2 separate regions of the Homo sapiens genome follow, and region 2 is linked to region 1. Evidence: chromatin contacts called from ENCODE Hi-C data. All regions are on one chromosome and are shown on one strand. Each heading gives the region's core, a stretch centred on a gene start or an enhancer-like site at or near the end of the contact. The rest is flanking DNA. Distances are from core to core; before and after follow the strand shown. Region 1 has its middle 80 kb from the start of CHASERR. Region 2 holds the start of NR2F2-AS1 (NR2F2 antisense RNA 1).

Region 1 (4,059 bases), core at 1,540-4,039:
AGGTTTACTGTAATATATAAGCTTCTAAAATTTTTTTCATCTTATAAAGGTTGAAAATTGCTGATGACTAATTGGAAGCTTCGCACAAATCCTTGGAATTTTTTTTTTTTTTTTTTTGAGATGGAGTCTTGCTTTGTCGCCCAGGCTGGAGTGCACTGGCACGATCTTGGCTCACTGCAGCCTCTGCCTCTTGGATTCAAGCAATTCTCCTGCTTCAGCCTCCCGAGTAGCTGGGACTACAGGCATGCGCCGCCACGCCCAGCTAATTGTTGTATTTTTAGTAGAGACAGGGTTTCACCATGTTGGCCAGAATGGTCTTGATCTCCTGACCTCATGATCCACTCACCTCAGCCTCCCAAAATGCTGTGATTACAGGCGCGAACCACCACGCCCAGCCAATTCCTTGGATTTAAGAGCCGACAGCTGCGAGAACTTCCCTTCTGGCAGGCAAACCAACTCCAAGGCATGAAAGCCACAGGAATGCTGGGGAGATAAATGCAGGAAGACACAGGTCCTACTCAATGGCACCATCACCCTGCACTGCTGTGGCCAGGCCTCCAAGGTTCCCTGGCTCCTTCTTCCAGGCTGCTGAAGGGGACCCTGGAGCACCTTGGTTGAGAGGAGTCCCTGCCCCAGCTTTCGGGGCACAGGCCCCTACTGTCCTTTTCTGCCTTGTCTCTGGCCCTTCTCCCCTATCTTCCAGCCACACCAAACAACAGGCCACACCCTGCTGCACTCAGCTTTCTCCCACAGACGTGTTTTTGCCGTTTCTCATGCAGTAGCTCACTGCCTGGAATGGGCTTCCCAGCATTTCCCCTAGAAATTCCATTTGCTCTTCTGAATGCCTTATAAGGATCTCTTCTCCAGAAAATGTCCTTACTAATCCTATCAGTTGGGGTTACCTAGTCATCTCTCTACTTAGTGATCAGTGTTCAAATCCTGCTTCTCTATACCAGCTCTGTGAGGTTGAATGAGCTATTCCATCTTTTCTGTCTAGGTTTTCTCATTTCCTTTTTTGTTCTTTTTTTTTTTTTTTTTTTTTGAGACAGGGTCTGGCTTTGTCACCCAGGCTAGAGTGCAGTTGCGCAATCTCGGCTCACTGGAACCTCCTCCTCCCAGGCTCAAGCAATTCTCCCACCTCAGCCTCCAGAATAGCTGGGACCACAGGCATGTGCCACCAAGCCCAACTAATCTTTTTGTATTTTTAGTAGAGATGTAGTTTTGCTATGTTGCCCATGCTGATCTTGAACTCTTGAGCTCAAAATTATCCACCCACCTTGGCCTCCCAGAGTGCTGGGATTACAGGCATGTGCCAACATGCCCGGCTGGGGCCATGCTCTTTCTGAAGCCTCCAGAGGAGACCCTCTGTTCCATGGCTTTTTCTTCTGGTGTTGGTGGCAGTCCTTGGAGTTCCTTGCTTCATGGATGATACTTCACTCCAGTCTCTGTGGCAGAAATTCTCTGGTGTGTGTAGACAAGCCTTCCTCTGCCTCCCTCTTAGGAAGATACATGTGATAACACTTAAGGCCCACCCTGATCATCCAAAATCATCTCCCCATCTCAAGATATTTTTTTTTTTTTGAGATGGAGTCTCGCTCTGTTTCCCAGGCTGGAGTGCAGTGGCGCAGTCTTGGCTCACTGCATCCTCCGCCTCCCGGGCTCAAGTGATTCTCCTGCCTCAGCCTCCTAAGTAGCTGGGACCACAGGCATGTGCCACCATGCCCGGCTAATTTTTGAATTTTTAGTAGAGGTGGGGTTTCACCATGTTGGCCAGGCTGGTCTTGAACTCCTGACTTCAAGTGATCCACCTGCCTCGGCCTCCCAAAGTGCTGGGATTACAGGCGTGAGCCATCGTGCCCGGCATCAAGATCCTTAAATTAAGCTGGGCGTAGTGAGCCGAGATCATGTCACTGCACTTCAGCCTGGGCTACAAAGCAAGACTCCATCTCAAAATAAAATAAAATAAAATAATTTTTTTTTTTTTGAGACGGAGTTTCGCTCTTGCTGCCCAGGCTGGAGTGCTATGGCACGATCCTGGCTCACCACAACCTCCGCCTCCTGGGTTCTAGTGATTCTCCTGCCTCAGCCTTCCAAGTAGCTGGGATTACAGGCATGAGCCACCACACCCGGCTAACTTTGTTGTATTTTTAGTAGAGACAAGGTTTCTCCATGCTGGTCAGGCTGGTCTCGAACTCCCAGCCTCAGGTGATCTGCCCACCTCGGCCTCTCAAAGTGCTGGGATTACAGGTGTGAGCCACCACACCCTAAAATAAAATTGTTTTAAAAGTAAGATCTTTAACTTACACACCTGCACATTTGCAAAGCCCTAGTTGTTGGGGTTTTGTTTTTTTGTTTTTTTTTTTCTTTGAGACAGAGTCTCACTGGGATTGCAGGTGTGAGCCACCTTGCCCTGCCTGTGTTTTGGTTTTTGTTGTTTTTGCCAGATAAAGTAACATTCAGTTTCCACATATTGGGATATCACTGGGAGACCATTATTCAGCCCACCACACACATCCCCAAATCTACCAGGTTAAATGGAGGTAGATTTTTAAGCTTCCCAAGTAGCTGGGACTACAGGCATGCACCACTATGTCTGGCTAATTATTTTTATTTTTTATACAGTTGGGGTCTTGCTACATTGCCCAGGCTGGTCTTGAACTTCTAGGCTCAAGCAAACCTCCTGCCTCTGCCTTCCAAAGTGCTGGGATTACCGGTATGAGTCACCACACTGAGCAAGGGAGAAGAATTTTAAGAGTCCCTATAATAACTCCACACCTCTCTAAAAACCGCACTGCTCGCCCCTCCCCACTCCCACAGGTTTTGGAGTTTCTGACTCCTGAAAGAGAATGAGTCACAGACAGTTCCCGTCAGAAAAGACTATGTCCCTCCCACCTCTCATTTAGTTCCCGTTTGTTTAGGATTCAAGTGTCTTGGGCAGTTAGATAGCTCCCCAGCCTACCCAGTTTCCCTCTTGCCTCCCCTCTACTACCCCCAGAAATGCTTGTGCAATATTGGACTGACTCACCCAGAAATAACTCATGACTCTCCTTTGTTTACAGTTTAAGAGACTAGGGTGTTGAAATATCTCAGCAAAGGCCACTGAGGGACTCTTCAGTCCAGGGACAATGAAACACTGGACAACCTGGGAGGAGTTAGGTACATTCTCTGGCCTTCTCTCAGAGGGGCTTTTGCTGTGTTGTAACAGGCAGTGGAGTGTTGGTAAATATTTAACAAGGCATCTCCAAGGGGAAAAGCCTTAATATGTAGTGTTTACCTATTCCTGTGGTGTAAATACCCCTGCTATGGCCAGTTTCAAGCTACCAACATGATGTCATTGAAACCAAAGTTGGAAAGAAAAGTGCATCATCATTCTGAGCAGCTGACTCCAACACGCCACTGTAGCTCCACTGACCTAAGGGAAAACTGTCAGTCTTCACTCCATAAGGATGTACAGGCCCAGGGGCTGGACAATGTAGCTCTTGGAAGATCACAATAGAGTCAGTTTCCTAATTTCAGGGACCAACTGTTACTGCTAAGAATAAATGGGAGGCCAGGTGCAGTGGCTCACACCTGTAATCCAAGCACTTTGGGAGGCCGAGGCAGGTAGATCACCTGAGGTCAGAGTTCGAGACCAGCCTGACCAACAGAGTGAAACCTCGTCTCTACTAAAAATACAAAAATTAGCCAGGCTTGGTGGCGTGCACCTGTAATCCCAGCTACTCAGGAGGCTGAGGCAGGAGAATCACTTGAACCCAGGAGGCAGAGGTTGCAGTGAGCCGAAATCACACCACTGCACTCCAGCATGGGCAACAGACCAAGACTCTGTCTCAAAAAAAAAAAAAAAAGAACAAATGTGTAAAATAGTCACAGATCTTTACAATCCCATCCAGCGATGAGGTTCTAGGTACAAAACAAACATTAACATCTTTCTCCTCTGGAATCGCTTGAACCAAGGAGACAGAGGTTGCAGTGAGCCAAGATCGTGCCACTGCACTCCAGCCTGGGAATCAGAGTAAGACTCCGCCTCAGGAAAAAAAGAAAAAGAAATCTTTTTCCTCT
Region 2 (3,816 bases), core at 1,200-3,699, 3.5 Mb after region 1:
GAAAAGGCCAGGCTGTGATCATCTTCACCTGCCCTGAGTCCAGCCTTCCTGTTCAACTATTCCTCGACCTTCGGCTGGGGATGAAGGGGGCGGGGGCGAAAGGGAGGGGGCACCCCCGAGTTACACAAGTGGCCTCCTTCTACTAAGAGAATGAGTTCACCTCCTCCCCAGAGGAGCCTCACCATCCATCCACTCAGTATAACTGATGAGACAAACCGCAAGGAAAAACTTCTGTAGCCCATATTTATGGTATTAATGAATAGTTAAAAAAGATTTACACTTCTTATGATCAATATTCTGAGTTATTTTGCTCAAAGTATATAATTACAGTGTCTTCAGAGTTTTCATCATTGTTTGAGGTGGCAAAACCATTTGTAATTTTCATTAGCCAGTAAACATGTAATTAACATTCAGCACTGTGTTTAACTTAATTCCTGTTTAAGACAAGGACAAGAAGCAGCCGAAGAGCGTTAGTTCCATTTGTCAAGTCTGACATACATCTTACCATAACAGTTTCCTAAAATAAAAGATCCGTGTTTCCCCATTATTCTTCTCTTAAAACAAAACAAAACAAAAATCCATTAGTTAAGACAGTATTAAACTGTGAGAGGCAGCATAGTTTATATTCAATTTTCACTAGTTACCGTATTCTTGCTTCCTTTATTCGTTTTGGGGAGTAGAGAAAGGGAGGGGGTGAATGAAGCATTCATTATCTGAAGGCATGGAATGGGGAACCCCTCCCCCCAAAAGAAATAGATTTCCTCCTCAGGAAAGTTCTAGAATAAGGACCGGAAAGGGGGGAGGCAGAAATCCACAGGGGAGAGGGGGAAAAATCACTTGGGGAGACTTGAGTTAAAAGTAGAAAATGAGGATTCCAAAGGATTCCTAGGAAAAATGTTGCCCTCTTGTCTCAAGTTCTATCTTTGATCCAGGACGAGGGAAGCCTGTCTGCCAGTCTGCGAGGCTGATGCTTTTTCCCCCTCCTCTTCCACCTCTGTTTTTTCCCAACTTGCTTTAGGATTAGCCTCCATCTCTCTCGACCCCAAACAGTGGAATTTGGCTGTGCCTTGGGTCGTCTTGCTTTGCAATATCGCCTATAGTTGTTGGCGGTTTTCTGCTGAGGCTGAGCCGTTTGCTCCAGCCTCCGACTAAACTCATTAAGTTGGGAGATTTTTTTCAATTGGACGGGTGTTTTTAAAGTCTCGTCTTTCCAGCCCCAAACAAGGTGTAACAACGCACTCTTCCTTCTAAGGAATGAGATGAGAGACAAGGATCACTCCAGACATCTCCTACCTACGGTTTGGGGTTTTTTTTCTTAAAGGCGAGGCTTGCATTCCTCAGCAGCTATGTACAAAGCTCCCTGAAACCTTGTCTCTCTAAAGTTAGTGTGCAGGGTTTTCCAAGGCTGAGAGAGCCTAATACATGGGGAAGCACTTCCTTGAGGTGGAAGATCTCTCCCTTCACCTTTCCTCTTTTTCCCTGCAGGCTAGTGCCTACTTTTTATCAGTTTGCACAATCGCTTAGATAAACACCGAGGAGGAGATTCTCTTTAATTATCAAAGACACATCTTTTCAGGGGGCCAACAAAGCATTTATTTCACCCGCCAAACTAAAGGAGAGTTATTCCAGTTTAGGAGGAAGATGCAAGCGGTTTGGGACCTTGAACAAGGCAAATATGGTTTTGGTATGTTTACTTACAGTATTTTTTCTCTCTCTCTTTCCTTTCTCACTTTTCTGCTTGTGCTGTGTGGGGTTGGGGATGACTTGGGGCTTTTCAAAATATCGGTTTGCTAACGTGTATGAAATGCCGAGGACTGTGGTTTAAGGGGTTCGGGGAAGGGGGGATCAGAGTCAATTCAATGCATTGCCATATTTTATTACATGTGTGTGGTAGGAGAGATGGTGGAGGGGGAGGGGGGAAAATACAATTGCAAAGCTGCCAAAATATGATTAAACCGAAGCGTTAAGACTGCGGAGCCTCCTATCTCCTCGTCCTGTCTCCTCAAACTCATTTCCTTCCACAGAGCAAACTAAAAACCAGTCCTATAAAGCGTGGTTTTGCAAGCAGCAGATGACTCGGTTTTCTAGCAAAGGAGCTGCTAGGCTCGCACTAAGTATCAGAATTTACTGTTCGCTTTGCCTCTGCGCTTCATTTTGCAACCTTGTGCAACTGACAGCCAGGCAGGCAGGGAGGGAGAAAAGCCTAGCCCGGCGCCCTCGGCCACGGTTCGGGTAGGCGAGCGCTCGGTTAAGCTAGGAGGAGAATCGCGACGAGAAGGGTACTCACCATCGGGCGGGGCGGTGGAGCTGGCGTGCGGATTTCAGGCAAACGTTTACCTTTTTGCTGTCTATTGCAACCGCGCCGGGCTGACTTAAGAAGCAATTCTGTGCTCTGTCCAGAACATTCAAGGAGCGGTTCCTCATTTTTAAAAAGCCAGCGAGAGAGACGACAGAGACAGAGAGAAAGAAAAAGAGAGGAGGGGGTGAGGGGGACGCACATAAACCCAGTTCAAAAAAAAAAAAAAATCACCTCTTCGCCAGTGACTCGGGAAACGCAGAGGTGGCGAGATCCGAGTACGGTCCAACCAAGCCAGAGCCAATTAATTTTAAATCCTGAAGAATTATTCAGATTAAAATGTACAGAAGTTTCGTTCTCCTATGCCTACGTGAGTCCAAAGTCGTTTCCCTTTAAGAGCTCCTTTTCTTTTAAAGTTGAATTTTAGGCAGCGAGGACTCTTACACTAGGGGGCAGACAGATACTGTACTTGCTCTAATCTTAAGCAATTTTTTCCCTCCCAGCATATGCTCTGATTTAGCACTGTAAATTTTTCAGAGGACCTAACTCTGACAGCCCCTGGTGATTTTCAAAGTACCACAAGCCAGTGGTTAAAAATTGCATTGACTTGGAAGTTCAGAGGGACACAATGGAAGCCCCTTTCCCTATTCATGGAGCTCCAGTGTGGTGGAAGAGAAAAACACACACGGACTAGATTGAGGGAAAGGAGGAATTCAATGAATCCTGGAGGACGGAACTGGTTTCTACTGAGTTCAGAGTTAAACTCGGCATTTGCTGGGGTCTGTATTCATATTGTGATTCAATCTGTAAAGAAATACAGCCCATCAGGCCACTTTCTGCAAGAAAATTATATTCCTGGGTGTTGAGTTTCTTTCTTTTCTTTTTTAGATTAGGGCAAATGTTGTCCCAACTTTCTCTAGGCAAATTAAAGCTTGCCATTCTTCTCATTATAATAAATTTACATCTGCAAAAAAAGACTGAGTTGGATTTTTAAAAAACAACAATAATATATTGATTTTATCTTCTCAGAGCTTTTTAACCTTAGACGCACAGCAAGTGAGCATCTCTGGAGAAGACATTTAAAAATATTTTTGCCCTTTTTTCTTCTCAGTCTGTAGTCTTGTCTCTTCTTCTATGCATTAAAATTAAGTATAATTCATACGGTGATTTTTTTTCTCCCTTGTAACAGCATTTCATAACTGAATGAGTCCTAAAATACAGAGTGAAACACCCCTGACTTTATGGCAGCCCTGTGATCATTTGCCTAGCAGGCTCCAATTTGTTAAGATATGGTTGGGAAATTATTCCATTTTAATCTAAGGCCATCACGCATACTTCAAATTCCAAAAATCTCTAAGTGGACTGGGGAAGCTCTTCCTCCTCGATATTGTTCCTTCCCATGTTTGTAAAAGGTAATCTGCTATGGAAGTCTCATTCAGGAGGTGAGATGAAGATTTCCCTATAATCAATTATTTTCATCCTCTATTGAGATGGGAATGCCCATTAGATTTCCTATCTCA

What was found. Hi-C counts contacts between places; a loop is a spot of excess contacts on that map. Pooled maps may share reads with other maps.
Region 2: a loop to region 1 is called in a pooled map, with 6 times the contacts of the local background. The contact joins the promoter of NR2F2-AS1 here to the enhancer-like site in region 1. A Hi-C loop is called at or near these places in 2 of 168 maps with a recorded cell type or tissue (gastrocnemius medialis and sigmoid colon) and 13 of 50 pooled maps.

Annotation. Positions count from the first base shown.
Region 1 is chr15:92,801,107-92,805,165 of GRCh38, forward strand. No RefSeq gene overlaps it. Among named protein-coding and RNA genes, the nearest start is that of CHASERR, 80 kb to the right of the region's middle. RefSeq lists enhancers at 1-798, 3,336-3,385. Within about 2 kb of position 2,790, at least 34 of the 41 ENCODE cell types and tissues checked have a DNase peak (open chromatin) inside an H3K27ac peak, as active enhancers do; they include gastrocnemius medialis and sigmoid colon, where a contact is called at or near this core.
Region 2 is chr15:96,324,669-96,328,484 of GRCh38, forward strand. NR2F2-AS1 (NR2F2 antisense RNA 1) reads right to left here and starts at 2,450. Exons shown (of 5, transcript NR_125738.1): 1 at 2,288-2,450. It also overlaps a transcript of NR2F2 not described here.